Regions from separate parts of the Mus musculus genome. Here region 1 is linked to region 2. The links are chromatin loops, found by intact Hi-C in ENCODE. Cell type or tissue: gastrocnemius. All regions are shown on one strand.

Evidence for each region. A loop is a pair of places that touch in the nucleus more often than their neighbours do. Peaks named below come from ENCODE experiments on the same cell type or tissue, not always from the same donor. Only the 100,000 strongest peaks of a DNase experiment are listed, where the experiment ranks them.
Region 1: a loop joins it to region 2, with 8 times the contacts of the local background. A loop is called at or near these places in 37 of 42 quality-filtered maps.

The regions. Positions count from the first base shown.
Region 1 is chr7:110,813,029-110,821,028 of GRCm38, reverse strand. Rnf141 (ring finger protein 141) reads left to right here. Exons shown (of 6, transcript NM_025999.3): 6 at 4,179-4,494. The coding sequence ends at 4,329. Among named protein-coding and RNA genes, the nearest start is that of Rnf141, 27 kb to the left of the region's middle. In gastrocnemius, a CTCF peak has its summit at 4,755 (motif pointing left); DNase peaks (open chromatin) are centred at 2,573 and 4,749; H3K27ac peaks cover 2,024 bases.
Region 2 is chr7:110,927,523-110,935,522 of GRCm38, reverse strand. It overlaps Mrvi1 (MRV integration site 1), which reads left to right. Exons shown (of 21, transcript NM_194464.3): 3 at 5,945-6,045; 4 at 7,652-7,722. Among named protein-coding and RNA genes, the nearest start is that of Gm16336, 27 kb to the right of the region's middle. In gastrocnemius, a CTCF peak has its summit at 4,890 (motif pointing right); a DNase peak (open chromatin) is centred at 4,879; H3K27ac peaks cover 933 bases.

The DNA.
Region 1 (8,000 bases), 110 kb after region 2:
TTTTGTTTTTTGTTTTTTATGCCCCTTGCCCCCATAATTCTCTATATGTGTGTGAAGGAACCAAATTCTCAACTGTGGAATCTGGAGGGATATTAGGTCAGCTATTTAAAGTCTTACAAGATAATAGACTATCTAGGAGACTTTATAGTGACATTCAGTAAGCTACATGTATCTAAATATAAATGCTTTAATTTATGTGCACACTCATGAAAGCTGTCACAACATGAAGAGCAAACCCATCAGTCCCAGAATCACCTGAAGCCTGGTTCTTAGGCAGCAATTAATTGCTTTCATTTGCCAACAATACTTTGGATTTGCTAGACTTTAAAGCAGCACCACACAGAGTGTTCTCTCTGTTGTCTAGCATCTTTCAATCAGTGCGATCAGCTGGAGATTTAACCATGTCTTAAGTGCAGATAATTGCCAGATAAAGGCTTCTCTGTTTGTGGACAAGTAGTTTTATGGACATCTATTTTGACTTTTTCTTGGGTGGCTACCTCTGATGACCAGGTCATATAGCAGGTGTTTCTCAAAAAATGCCAGCTCACTTCCAAAAGAAGTCATACTTTTTTAAAAGGTTGTTTGTTTGATTATTTGTTTGTTTATTTGTTTGTTTGTTTGTTGAGACAAGATCTAGCAGTGTAGAGACCATGAAGGTCTCAACTGGATCTTGTGACAATCCTCCTGCCTCAGCCTCTCAAATTTGGGATTATAGATGTGTGCCACCATGCTTGGCTCCTTCTCATCTTTTTTTTTTTGTGCCCTCTCCAATACCACATAGGAGTCCACTGCCTTTGCCTATGCTAGCCAGCCTTGTACTCAGGCATGGGCAGTGTCTCTGTGGCTCTCCCTTACATCCACTACTGGCTGCCAAGTTGTCATCTGTGCATCTTAAATGATAGTCTAGTCAAGTCTCTGCCCATTTTATTATTTCACTGTACACTTGTTCTCTCCTTCTATGGCCTGTCTTCTTTCTCTGGAGAATGTCTCTGAAGGAGAGGTTTTTGTTTCAGTGAGGCTAAAGTTCAGTTTCTGGCAGTGACCCTTTCTGTACAATCTTTTCCTGCTCCAAGAGCACAGGAGTTATATCTTCTACAAGTTTAGAGTTTCGCATTTAAGCCTCTACTCCAGTTCTATATATAACTTGCTGAAATATCACCTTTACTAACCTTTGAACCTTTTTTGAAATCACTTGTTCAAGTACACGTCAGTTCTTGACTCTTCCGTCCACTGACCTAAGTCTGTTTCACTCTAGTCTCACCCTGTCCTGGTTCCTGCTGCCCTACAAGTCTCCCTGTCTAGAGTCATGTGCACTGATCCATATGTTTTAATAGGGAGTTTAGAATCAGTGTTATCAGGCTTCACAAAGGAGCCTGCAGAGACATTGATTGGTTCCGTATTGACTACATCGGTTTGGGACAGTTGGTTTCTTAATGTTAAGCCTCTGATTTCTACAGGCAGTTTTCTGGTTTTCAGTGTTGCAGATCTCGGGCGAAGGTGGTTTTGAATATTTCACAGTTTTGTGCTGTTCTAAATAGTTTTTGTTTGTTGCTAGTACATAAGAAGACAAATAGTTTTATATCCACCTTTATCCTGAAGTCTTATGAAATCCACTTACTTTTTGGTAGCCTTCTGAAGATTCTATTGAACATCTTGAAGATTCTATTAAACATCTGAACATTATTTTCCAAAAATACTTTTTCTATTACAAAATTCTAGGCCAAAAGCTTTTCCCTCCAGGCTTCAGTGTTGAGCCCCACTTCGTCTTGTTTTGTAGGAGCCGCTGTCTCCGTATCCTTCTCCTCTGGGGCAGTGTGCTATCTTGTCTCTCGGGGTTGTTGTAAGGTCTTTATCTTTCTGCTGCTTTTAGGCAGTGTGAGTAACAGATGCCTTGTCACAGTCCACCCAGGTTTCTTGTGCTTGGAGTTTGTTGATATAGTAGGGCGATGGTACTGTTGATATTGGAAAAATTTCAGCCATTGTTTTCTCCAATCTTGTCTGTCTGCTTTTTTCCTTTGGCTTCTATTACCACGCATTGACCCTGAACTTGTCCTCTGTCTCAGCCGTTGCTCTGTGGTTGCACTCTCCAGTGTCTTGGTGTGTTTACCTCATGTGTTAGCCTCCGTTCCTGTGTTCGGTGGATAGTACAGTGACTGCGCTTACTTCATTTGTCTGCTAGTTCTACTGTCTTGTCAGTTCTGCATTGCTCTTATTGCTTTCCTCTTCATCTTGTCTTACAGCGTTTTTCTGCTGCTCATCTGCCTTCCAGATAGGAATTTTACCTATCTAGGTAGTAAATATTTTTTTAATACTGTAAATAATCAAGCTTTGTTTTAAAATACGGTTTTCTTACTTAGAAGGACTGTTTGGGGGTCCTTTTACAGTTTGTTAGGAGACCCAGAGCAAAGTTTAGTTTCCTGTTACTCATTTCCCACTGATGAGACAAACTCCTTCAAGGTGCTGTACTTCGTGCCTCTAGAGTTGGAAGCACACTGATGCCCTCTGTGGCCTTTGTATGCATCTCTCGGAGCTTCAGCCTCCTGGCATCTGCCCACACTGGCTGGCTCTAGTGCTCAGTGAAGGGCCTGCTGTCTCTTGGCGCTTCTCTCTGTTGCTCTGTGCTGTGCAGAGTTCTGCCCTCTGAACTCTAGCCACCTTGGCCTCAGCAGTTTCTTCAACAGCCAGCCAGGCCTCCGAGGTCCCCTACTTCTTTTTCCGAGTCCTGGAAACTCACAGCTGACTTGCACCCACGGGCTCACTTTGCTTCTCACCCCTGGGAGTCACACCATGTCTGATGTCCAGTGCTTTATATCAGCCCCACCTAACACCACTCTTCTGGACATTGTGTCCTGTGTTAGTTGTTTTTAGTGGGAAGATAAACCTGGTTCCTGTTGGTCAGAAGCAGAATTTGACTGCTTTCAAATTGTGATGTTTTATGTACAGAAAAGCCCATCTTGGAAACCATCCCTGGGGAACCCCAAATCAACCAAATAATGTCTGCCAACTCTAAATTTCACATCTAGTTTTTGGAATAAGTTTCTTGTTTTTGTACAAAAGCCAAAGCACAGTTGATACGCTGGTTGTTTAGCCCTAGATTTCAGTGAGCGACGAGAAAACAGCATTGCCTTTTCCTTTTGTAGTGTGTTTCTAGCTCAAACGTGGTGTTTAAGCTTCCGAAATAGTATTGATGAGAGAAATCCCCTTGCAAAATCTCTTAAGAAATCATGTGTGTGTCTGTGTCAGAAGTTACTCTGCATTTGTGTCACTTCCAGTCTTAAACTCAGATGTTCCATCCCTATACAGTTTCCTTAAATCTTCTTGGTTTTGAACCAAAGGACATTTTATCAGACTTTTGATTTTAATAACGTGTCAAAATTCTTTTCTCTTGTTGAATGTGGTGGCACACACCTTTAATTCCAGCACTTGAAGAGGCAGAGTCAGACAGAGCTCTGTGAGTTCAAAGCCAGCCTGGTCTATATAGCAAGTTCTATGGGCTGCTTAGAGACCCTACCTTTAAAAAATGACCTTAATTACTCAGAATAATAATTAGTAATACCTTTCTGCTAAATGTGCAGTGGTTTCCACTTAAATTAAAAATAAATGTTTAAACGTTGCACATTTTACCCTAACTCTCCCACTGGTGAGAGGGAGCTTCCCTTAGGACACATAAGGAATTCTTATTGAGGAAAACTTATTTGGGTGCAGAAGTAAGAACTGAAGATTTTAGCTGGTGGTAGCAAACAAGGTGAAGGAACTAGGTATCTTTCTACCAGAGATGAGTTAGATACTCTGCAGCAGGTGTATGGGAGCATGCCACAGTCCCAGCCCTGAGCAGGCTGGAGCAGGAGGATGGCAAGCCACCGAGAAGAGAAAAGAAAGACTACGCTTACATACACTGGTACACAGTGGTTTCTAAGACGTGGGTACAAGGTCAGCGAGAACGTACTCACTTGCTCGTTTCCCACACATTGACAACTTCAGTCATTCCTGGTGAAATACGTAGGCAACCAGTTGATCCTGGAAGAGAGAATTAAAGGTTGGAGTGAAGAGAAAGATTAATTTTTCATTGCACATTTCTATGTTGTTTGCATTTTTAAAGCCATGTACTTTTCAAAAAACCTGATTTTTTAGAAAAAGAAAAAAAGGAAAAACTTGTTTTGCTTGGACTTCCCTGACAGGAGTGATCGACACAGGAACTGCCCCATTTGTCGCCTACAGATGACTGGAGCAAATGAATCATGGGTGGTGTCAGATGCACCCACTGAAGATGACATGGCTAACTATATTCTTAACATGGCTGATGAGGCAGGCCAGCCCCACAGGCCATGACTTGGGGAAGACTTTCTGTTGTTATTCTGAACTACAAATACACTGTTGTCGTAGAGGAGAAGGGGGGGATATTGTGGCACACACAGAAATATCAGTTTTCCCACCCTCTTATTTTTGCTATTCTGGTATGTCCCGTTCTTAAATAAACTCCCATGTCTTCCATGTATGGTGGGCTACAGTTTGCTACTGTTTAGCCATATTTCCCACAGTCCACCTATTCTATGTTGCTCTTGAGCCCTTTGCTACAGATAGCAGCAATACTTGACACTACTGCTTTTCAGGGAGGGAGGGACTGTTCTGGCATCTTTTTAGTAGGTTTAAGTTTTAGAGTGTTGACAGTTGTAGCCATCTGAGATAAATGACTGAAACTAATGTCTCAGTTGGAACCTGAGGTGTGTGTGCTCTGCCCCCTTGTGGTTCATTATGGATCCTTCAGTACTGTGGCCCAATTGCTTCCTGATGTTATGTCACTTTTGGCCTTGGGTTCTGGAACTACTTATTCTTTATGTTGCCATGATGCAGCACACGGATTAGGACTGTCTGGTTGGAACTTTGTCTCGAAAATGGACTGTACCGGAGGGATCTTCATGGCTGCTTTAGAAAGGCATCCCCGGACCTGGATAGGTGCCCGTTGGATTTTTTCATAATGCCCATGAAGCTTGAGTTTTCAGAAGGATTTTTTTCTTTTATAGAAACACACATTTTATATTTCCAGATTCCACAGAGGCATCCAGTCCTGAGCCAGACAGCGTTTATTTTAGGTAAAGACGCCTTTCTGAGGCTTCGGTTTCCTCAAATTTCTCAGATTAAAAGAAGAGGACGATCAGGTAAACCTCCTCACCAAGCAGTTGTAAAACCCTAAACTCCAGACCTTGATTGGCTTTCTTCCCATTTCTCTGCACTATTCAGGCATCTAGAGAGAGAACCGTGACAGGAGTGCGGCCTCAGTGACAGCCACAGTGGCTTATGGAGGAAGAACGTTAATGCTAACAGTGCAGCCTATAAAAGTGCTAGTGCATGAAATAAGTCCCCTGTAAGAAATGTTAGCGTTCCATAGAAGTCTTCTCACAGATTTTTGGCAAGTTTCAACTGTCCCTGTTTTCCTAAGTATAGATGTACACAATTGAAGTTACTGCTTATTGATTTTTGATTCAGATTTTAATGAATATTTAAATAAAATCCCTTTCAAAGAAAAAGATCTGACTTGATTCAGATTTTAATGAATATTCAAATAAAATCCCTCTCGGGGGAAAAAAAGGTCTGACTTGATTCTGCCCCCAAATACTGAAGACATCAATAGTCCATTCACTGTAAGGACAGGGCAGTGACACCAAATGGCTAAGCAGTCTGCCGAGCATGCGGGCAAGCACAGTGCTGTTGTCTGTCATACCTTAGCTGAGATGGTTTCACAACCCCGAGAAAGTCTTACTCTGTTGTAGGTTCTTATTGAGAAACTCAGATTGTATTTGTGGTTTTCAAACATTAGCATTTCAAGTAAGTTCTGAGAGCCTATTCACACTGAGTGCACACACACACATGCTACCCCGTTATAGAGAAGCTACATATTATTAATACAAGTTTCCTTACACAAACCTTAGTGTGATCGAGTTTAAGTCAGTATATGAAAATGTGAAAATGTATTGGTGATACAGTTACATTAGAATTTGTAAATGAAAAAACCTCTGTTTTGTAAAAATAATAACAATTCAGGGCTAGAGGTGTAACTCAGTTGGTAGAGTGCTTACCTAATATATATAAAGCCTGGGTTCCATCCCAGCACTGCGTAAAAACAGTGATGCTGGTGCACCCCTCCTACCCCAGCACTTGAGAGGAGGAAGCAGGAAGACCAGAAGGCCCAGGTCATCCTCCATCACAGAGTGAGTTCAAGGATAGCCTGGGCTACATTGAAATGCTGTTTCAAAAACAATTGGGATGGCTAGGCTAGAGAGCTAACTCAGTGGTTAAGAGCACTTACTGTTCTTGCAGAGGACCAGAGTTTAATCCCCAGCACCCACATTAGTGGTTTACAACCACCTGTATCTCTCCAAGGGCTCCAACACCCTCATCTGACCACCTAGGGCACCCACATGCATGTTACACACAGAGAGACACACTAGCAAAACAACTTTAAAACATTTTAAAATTCATATTCTGTCATATTCTGTCAACTTTCAAGTGCTCCATAGAACACATTCTCTAAGCCTTGGAATGAGTGATCTTCTGAGATGCTTTCTAGCCCTAAAATTGTCCTTTTGGATTTTGACTTGCTGGGTTTAATTCAAATTGTCTAATCTTAAAGTGTTTCAGAAATTAATAACATAGCTTTAGGGGTTGGGGATATTTCCAGCAATAGCCAATACCTCTATTCCCCAGAATCCTTCATTTTTGAAAGAATAGAAAGTGAGTCCAGTGACTTGATCTTGCCCACTGCCCTTTATTTAAAGTGTGATCTCTGGGATACTAACTGGTCTACTGTGAAGCGTCAGTGTCTCCAACTGCCTTATCAAGTAGTAAGCAGAGTTCTCTATGCATTCCATTGAACTGGGTGGTGACTCCAGATGTCAATAGTAGGTAGGGTTCACCATAGGATCTAATCATAAATTTGTCTCATGAGTAAAATGTATACTTTTTCTATTCTGTACAGCTTTGCCTTTATAAAATAAGAACTACATAAATACATTTACCATGGTAGGAAATTGTGTGCCTTCAGTGATGTGCAAATTGCCTCCTGCTTTAGGGAATTGTTGTAAATTGTATGTTAGTGCTGTGCTCACTCAGTAACAGCAGGTTGGCTCAAATGCTGGAAACGTTGGGTTTCAGAAAGAGTTTGACTATGTATTGATGTAAAGGCTGACAACAGCAAAGCCTGTTTTATTCTTAGGAAAAACTGATACAATGTGCAATAAGTAAACTTTGCAAGTGAACATTAGCTAACTAAAAACGTTTGCTTATGTAATTTCACATTCTTATATACTAAATATTTATATTTATTAGAGGACTGTTTTGTATTGTGCTCTGGGGGTTGTGTTGTTTGTGTGCTGTTTTGAGGTGATTTTCTTGTATTAATATACAACTGGGTAATAAGGCTGCTTGGAAACCTTTTTTTGGTTCCCTGATTTTTTAACACTGGGAAGTTGGATTCATTAAAAGATAGTCTGAATAACTTGCATCCGTAGGTGTTGGGAGTTTCCTTGCTTTGGGGAGAGGGTTCTCGACTGAAGCCTACTTTGTCTGTCGGCTCATCACCTGCATTTATGAGAAGCAACGTAACAGCAGTGTGAGCAGCTACTGTGACTTTGGTTAGCTTTTCTTTCCTAGTACCCGTTAGACAGAATAAAGGGTCCACACTGAGCTCTGCCAGTTCTGTGCTTTCCGTGTAAAAGAATGTCATTGGAGAAACAGAAGAGAGGAAGCAGAGGGAGGTGGCAGCTTCGAGTCAGGTTTGCTGGTGCCCGTCAACCATACTGTGGAGAAACCCGCATTACTATCAAAGCATAAGAGTCCTTCGGATACACTTTGCTAAATCCCCACTCTGTAGTCTCAGCTCTTCATCAGCTTCTGTTTTACAGAATGCGCCTTAAAGATGATCGCTCAGGAGCCGGAGGCTGTGGGTCTGTGGTGTGAGCCCCCTTTCCTGGTGAGACGGTTATTCTGACAAATCATGGTGCAGA
Region 2 (8,000 bases):
CAGCATCCAGGCAGGCATGGTTCAGGAAGAACTGAGAGTTCTACATCTTCATCTGAAGGCTGCTGGCAGAATACTGACTTCCAGGCAGCTAGGATGAGGGTCTTATAGCCCACACCTACAGTGACACACCTACTCCCACAAGGCCATACCTACTCCAACAGGGCCACACCTCCAAATAGTACCACTCCCTGGCACTCCTGTATTCAAACCATCACATTACCCCTAGTGTGCTGCTGAGTAACATGTGGAATTGATGGGCCGAATGAGAAAACATGAGGGTTTGGGACAATGCTAAGGTGCAAGAGGTCTGAGGAGTTGATCTTTTCCTCTGTGTCTGTGACCCACATGGAACATCTCTTGTTTGAGAAGTTGGTGAGAGAGGAGTGGAGCCAGGTGAAGATGACTGGCAGAGCTTTTGTGACCAAATGTCCTGGGTGGTGATGGCGGGTTGGTATGCTTGTTGGCTCTGTTAGCAGAAGGGCCAATCTGATGCCTTAATGAACTCCTGATTTAGCTCTAAATTGTCAACCAGCCCCAAGATCAAGAATATCACTTTCCCAGAAATCAAATTCCAAAGTGATAAACTCAGCTGTGAAGGAAATACTGAGCCTTGCTCTGTGCCAAGGGTGGTTCCATGGCCTTTCCATCTGGGGCTAAGATTTTGTGAATGAAACTAGTTAGGTCTATTCAATATTGGGACACAATCCCAAGATCTGTCCTCTATGCATTTGAAATTTGAAATTTAAATATAACTAGGGATCTTTTATTTTATTTGGAAACTATTTCCATATCAATTTGTCTAATTTTAAGCATTTAGTGTGTGTGTGTGTGTGTGTGTGTGTGTGTGTGTGTGTGTGTGTGTGTATTTGTGCAGAGTGCTTTTGGAGGCCAAAGGAAGGCATCAGATTCATTGGAGCTGAAGTTACAGGCAGTTGTAAACTTTTAGACAGGAGTTCTGGGAACTGAACTCAGGTCCTCTGGAAGAGTGGCAAACACTCTTAACAGAGCTCCACTCAACCTGTTTTATTTTCATAGAAACTCTGTAAGCTAGATAAGGTGATCGAGACACCAAGACACAAGGTTACTTGTTTAAGGTCACATACCTGGTAAGAAGAAATTATGGTCCAATGTGGTGACCCTTGAGTCTAAGGCTCTTACAGTCCCCAAGCCAGGAGTTTGCCCATATTCTATATAATATAATCCTGTATTCTGTATTCAATAACATATTGCCAGAATCAAGCTCTCAGGATCTTTCCCTTCTCTTAGGAGCTTCAAGTGGGAGAAGGGTTGGTATTTGCACTACACAAAGCTTGACAAACTTCTCCTGAGTGCCCTCTGGCAATGTACCCTACACTCGTTTCCAGTCTAGAGTAAAGAAAAGAAAACAGTCTGTATTCCTCAGGAGTGGTCCGACAATACAGCTTGGCAGAAAGCTACAAGTTCCCAGTCTGTTCAACCATTCTGTAAGCCAATTAGTGAAAGAACACTTCTATTTTATGACATATATTTTAAATACAATGACAGGAGAGAGAGAGAAGATCTTTCTAGAATGTCTCCCAGGATATTAGAGGGATTTTCTCCTGTTGACCTCAATCCTTTTGGGTTGTGAGCAGCTTGAGAGTATGTATGTGTTCATGATTATATGTGTAGCACTTGTCAGTTCTGGCTTGGTTTTGCCTGCCAGGATAGTCACTCCTGCTCTGTGCCCTCTCTAAGTAAGGGTGCCTGTAGTCCCAGCAAGTCCCAGAAGGCAGAGAAAATGCCAGCCAGAAAGCAGTTCCCTCCAGTGTCTTGAAGGCTGCTAACCTTATAGATGTTGGCTTACAGGGAATGGGCCTTCCACCCCTTCCTCTGCATCCCATCTGCTAGCAGAAAGTATCTCAGATTTGCTTACATCATCTGTGTCTCCCCAGTCAAGGCATAGACCCACAGTGGGCATTCCAGAAATGTTTGCTGCATAAATGGATAGAGTAGCGGGTAGGGGTGTGTACGTGCTCACAAACTTCATGAGCACGAAGAGAATCTTGCCACTCCCAGCATAGCTGCCCTCTTACCTCAGAAAAGGTCTTTCCTCACAACACTTGTTTGTAAACTGGTGCAAGTCAGAGATAAAGCAGGCATTAAGACAGTCTGCAGACAATGACTAAGAGGAGCTACAGGGAGTATGGGGGATAGATGTGGGAGGAGAGAGAGAAATAAATGGTGATAGATTGGGGGACAGCATATGGATGAATGGATGGATAGTAGAGAAAGAAGTAAAGAGAGATGGATTGCTAGATTTATTGATGAAAGAGAAATAGAGGAATAGATGAATGGGCAGTGTACTGGCTAGTTTTGTGTCAACTTGACACAGCTGGGGTTATCACAGAGAAAGGAGCTTCAGTTGAGGAAAATGCCTCCATGAGATCCAACTCTAAGGCATTTTCTCAATTAGTGATCAAGGGGGAAAGGCCCTTTGTGGGTGGGACCATCTCTGGGCTGGTAGTCTTGGGTTCCATAAGAGAGCAGGCTGAGCAAGCCAGGGGAGGCAAGCCAGTAAAGAACATCCCTCCATGGCCTCTGCATCAGCTCCTGCTCCCTGGCCTGCTTGAGTTCCAGTCCTGACTTCCTTTGGTGATGAACAGCAGTATGGAAGTGTAAGCCGAATAAACCCTTTCCTCCCCAACTTGCTTCTTGGCCATGATCTTTGTGCAGGAATAGAAACCCTGACTAAGACAAATTGGTACCAGCATAGTGGGGTATTCCTGAGACAACCTGACCATGTTTTGGGGAGGACTGTGGAAGGACTTTGGAACTTTGGTCTTGAAGATCCATTCATTGTTAAGAGCTCTGTGGGATGTTGTGTAGGAGCTTGGAAGATAATGTTGATAACAGTGCAGAAGATGGAGGCCTGGCTTGTGAAATTTCAGAGGGAAAATTAAAGACTCTTTTCAGGGCCATTGCTGTTTTGATTGTGAAGATTCTGTAGTTCTGGTTAGCTGGGGCTGAAGAATCAGCTGTGATTAACAAGATACCAGAACTACCAAAGCAAAAACTGCATTACTGGAACTATTGATGCTGGTTAGCTGGAGCTAAGAAATTAGCGGTGATTAAGAAGAGACCAGCATCATTGAGGTGAAATCTTCTGGGAAGTGTTTTCTGAGAGCACAGTGGCTGTGTTCCAGATATAGCCAAAGTTGTACCTTGTGCTGTGGCTGGACTTGGTAATGTGTAAGGGTCACGCAGGTGGTACTGGTTTTGAAGGCATGAAGGAGTTGAGCAGAGCAGCTGAGGCTTGGCACTGTGAGAGGCCATGGAAGGCCATTGGTGAAAGTCCAGCCTCAGTTGCAATTGATGGCCCAGGACTGAAGGGGTCATGCAGTGTTTTGGAGATGCCAGTACCATGAGATGACCACCAAGAGCAGCAGCAGCAGTGGAGTCCAGGCATCTGGAGCCTAGAGAATGACGTGTGTGCTACAAAGGGCATGGCTGGAGAAGTGACCCAAGCCCTTGGAGGAGCCCAGAAGATTGTGAGTTGGATCCCAGACATTGGATGGTTAGAGATTGACTTTTGCTTTTGATTGTGACTATGCTCTGATATTTTCCCTCTTGAAGGAAGAAACTATTTTAGTGGAGCCCACAGTTAAGAGATTTTTAATTGTAAAAAGACTTTGGATTTTAGAAGATATTGGACATTTTAAAGGGATTGACTTTTAATATGTAAAGACTGTGGGACTTTTAAAGTTGTTTAGATCTTGGGGATGAATAAGAAATTAAGGGTTGAGGCTTACTAGTGATGTGCTTGTGTGTCAAGTTGACAAGGGGTCAATTGTACTGGCTAGTTTTGTGTCAACTTGACACAGCTGGGGTTATCACAGAGAAAGGAGCTTCAGTTGAGGAAAATGCCTCCATGAGATCCAACTCTAAGGCATTTTCTCAATTAGTGATCAAGGGGGAAAGGCCCTTTGTGGGTGGGACCATCTCTGGGCTGGTAGTCTTGGGTTCCATAAGAGAGCAGGCTGAGCAAGCCAGGGGAGGCAAGCCAGTAAAGAACATCCCTCCATGGCCTCTGCATCAGCTCCTGCTCCCTGGCCTGCTTGAGTTCCAGTCCTGACTTCCTTTGGTGATGAACAGCAGTATGGAAGTGTAAGCCGAATAAACCCTTTCCTCCCCAACTTGCTTCTTGGCCATGATCTTTGTGCAGGAATAGAAACCCTGACTAAGACAGGCAGAATGGGAGAGATTAATGGATAAATGGATGGTTAATTGGTGAGTAGATAGGGAGACAGAAAGGGATGAACAGGCAGATAAATGGATAAGAGATGTATGAATGGATAAATCAATGGATATCCAGGGAAAGAGTTTATGGATGAATTTACTGATGGATAAAGAAGATGTTTAGAGAGAGGGTTGGATGAATGTGAGGGAGAGACAGGGATATGGATAAATAGGTGGGCAGGGGAAGAGACATGAACGAACACAAGCATTTATGTAGATCCATAGAGATGGGTGGATGAGAACAGACACAAATAAATGCATGCATTGGTGGATAGATGTATGAATGGCTACACGGAGAGATAAAGCGATGGCTAAGGAGGGCTTGGGCAGGAAGGTACACAAGTGGATGTTCAGAGTGTGTGATGTGTGAAGTAAAGGCCAGGAGAGAGGACAAGAGGTGGAGAAAGAAGTTAACTCAGTTTTTTCTCTCTTTCTGTAAAATTTAGTTTTATGTGTACAGGTGTCCAGTCTCAAGATTCATTCTCTTTTTCTGTCCTTGGAGAGGTGAAATGAATGAAGCTCTGGAACAGGCCTTTAAGCCAGCACTTCTCAAAGCCAGTCCTAGAGGGGTCACAGCTCCACAGGGTGTGAGGACAAACAGCTTAGCCTAGTGCCAACCATAGGCCACTAGAGGGAGGAAGTGCTCATTTTATCTCGTAGGGGCACTCACAGCCATCAGCTCCGAATTTTTATGCTTTCAGGTTTCTCTAGCTGAATTTTCTTGTTGATTGATTTGGAAAGTAGTCAGAGTGTCAATGAATTAAAATAAAGTCTCCCTTTCAGCACCAGTGCATGCTGGGAGTTTGTGAAAACTCCACCACAGGCATGGTAAAAAACTGTGATAGAACTGTGGGTAGAAAAATGAATTTCAGCCTTCCCATGGCAAGAGTCACACGTGAGCAAGAACAAGAGAGTCAGAGAGATTCCAAAGCTCAATGTCTTGTACTCCAGTAAGGCAGGCCAGGCTGAACCACCTGAGAGGCCACAGCAGAAGTGTTTGGGTCCATAGGCCTGAATGAGTGGAACAGGCCAGGCTAGAATCCTTTGGACCACAGTTCCTATGCAGAAACATGAACCTGGGATTTCTTATTACTCAGTTGTAAGAAAATGAGTGGGAGCCAAGCACTTGGTTCTTGTTGATTGCTTTGGAAAGTAGTCAGAGTGTCAATGAATTAAAATAAAATCTTTTTCAGCACCAATGTATGCTGGGAATTTGTTAAAGCTCCACCACGGGCTCTAAGAAGTGCTGGTTTAAAGGGCTGTTCCAAAAGCAGGAAACAAGGGGCTGGGGAGATGGCTCAGCAGTTAAGAGCATGGCTTTGATTCCTGGCACCCACATGGCAGCACATACCCCCACATGTAGGGAGAAAGGCGGGGAGGGATGGGGAGAGACAGAGAGGGAGAGGGAGAGGGAGAGGGAAACTGAGTTAGTCAGTATGTTCATTAATTCATCTGTAGCCATGTCACACTCTACACTCACAGCAAATATCACACTTTGAATATATGTGATTTCCATTTCTGAGTTATATCTTAATGAAGCTGAAACAGACAAACCAACATACAGAGTTGGTGACCTGTGACAATGGCCTTGGGAGTCACACTGTTGGAAATGCCGCAGTTCCAGGCCCTGCATGTCCCCAACTCAGCCCAGGCCTAACTCCATTTGTGTTTTGCTCGAAACCACCAGGACTCTCCCTCTGCAGGACCATTTCCCAGCCCTCCCACAATCGTCCTGACGGGGGATGCCAGTTCACCTGAAGGAGAGACTGACAAAAACCTAGTCAACAGGTATGCAGCCCAGGCGGACGAGCAATGCTTTGTGGGGATCAAATAGCTGCATTTCTAGAAACACTTTCTTCTTTCTTTTTCTCTGAATCACTTTATCGATGAAGATGCTGTCAAAGAGGGCTGGGGATATGGCTTAGTTTGTAGAGTACTTCTTGCTAAGTTTGTGTTAGGTCTTGGGTTTGATTCTCAGTATCACCTAACCTGGGCATGGTGGGGGCACACCTGTAACCCCAGAAATCATGAGGAAGCAAGAGGATCAGAAGTGCAAGGTCATCCTTGGTTATATGAGGGGTTCAAATCCACCCTGGGATACAAGAAACTTTATCTCAAAAATAAAAGTCCACATTATCAAGCAGTTTTTCAAAATGGGAAAGAGAACCTAGGATTTTTTCACCATTATCTTCTTTCCCAAAATGTTGTTCTTACTCTTGGATTTGGCCCTGTACACACTGCTAGATTTTAAGAAAATCAAAGACATCATAGCATGAAAACCTTCCATAATATCAGCCCAGGAATTCCCACAGAAGCCTGGAAGGTGTGGATCTTTAACTATAGGATCCTGTTGTGGCCAAAGCAGGTCCCTCATGGAACCTTTGGGAGGGACAGTGCATCACCATCACAGGGATGTCACTGCCCCTGTTCCCCTCACCAGGGGTCCGTGAATTGATCTAGCTGGAATAAGGTTGTCTAGATATCACTTTTAATAAGTTTAAAAGATAATCCTCGGGGCTGGGGATACAGGTCAGTGGGAAGGTGCTTGCCTAGCAAGTGCAACAAGGCCTGGGGTTGACAGGCAACACCACATGTAAGAGGGTAATTATCATAGGACAGAGTGAGCATCTTCATCTGTTAATTAAGAGCAGAGTGAATACCAAGGAGGATATAAGAAATGAATATACTTGCATAATCAATGTGAGAGGGGGTGGAAAAAGCCAAATAAAAGGGTTAAGTCAGACATAAGGCAGCTTCATGGGGCTGGAGAGTTGACTCAGTAGTCAAGAGCACACACTGCTCTTGCAGAGGACCTGAGACTGGTTCTCACTACCCAAATCAGGTGACTCCCAAGCACCTGTAACTCCAGTCCCAGGAGAACCTGATGCCTCTCGCCTCCATATGCATCTGCACACACAGGCACACACATATATAATTAAAATACGTCGTTAAAAGGAGCTCCGTGTTTTGCAGGGCAGTGAAACTGTGCTTTTATTTTCTCTTTCAAAAACAGATTATCTGTGTCTCTACCAGACCCCCCATGTATGTTTGGTAAGGCTCCCACAAGATAGCTCTAAAGTCCGGGTCCTTATAGAGAGTAACTCCTGTAGTAAGTAAGGTTCCATCCCTTGAGAGTGGGCTTGGATAGCTTGAGTGGGCAGCAGAATGGCGTAGTGACTTGTTGAGCCATTAGTCCTCCCAGGGGCTCTGATGTGGGAGACTGGGGTACAGCCTGGGAATTCAACCATCTAACATGCTCCCAAGGTGACAGTCAGAGGACCCTTGTGTGTGCCATAGATGATGCTCTGGGGTGACCCTGAGAGTCTGTACAGTCATCTCATTTGTCCATCTCTGAGTAGATTTCCTAACAGGATGACCATGGTCTGTCTTTCAGGGCTCCCAGCCCTCACCGGAGGCTTTCCCACCGACACCTGAAGGTCTCCACTGCTTCGCTGACTTCTGTGGGTAAGGGCTGGGTCAATATGAACATGTGCTTGAGCAGCAAGCATGAGTTGGCTCCTTTCTCTCTCCCCAAGTCCAAATAATAGAGGAGATCAGCCTCTCCATGTTTGGGTTCAGAAGAAATGATGTCTAGTTTCAGTGTCAGAAAGAAGAGGAGGATGAAGTCAGAGCAGACAGAAATGATGCTCAGTGATCAGCTGAGTGATGTTCAGCACTGGGCTCAAAGACCAGAGTCCTACGGCTGTATGGGCACAGCCAGGGAGTGTGCCCAGCCAGGAGGG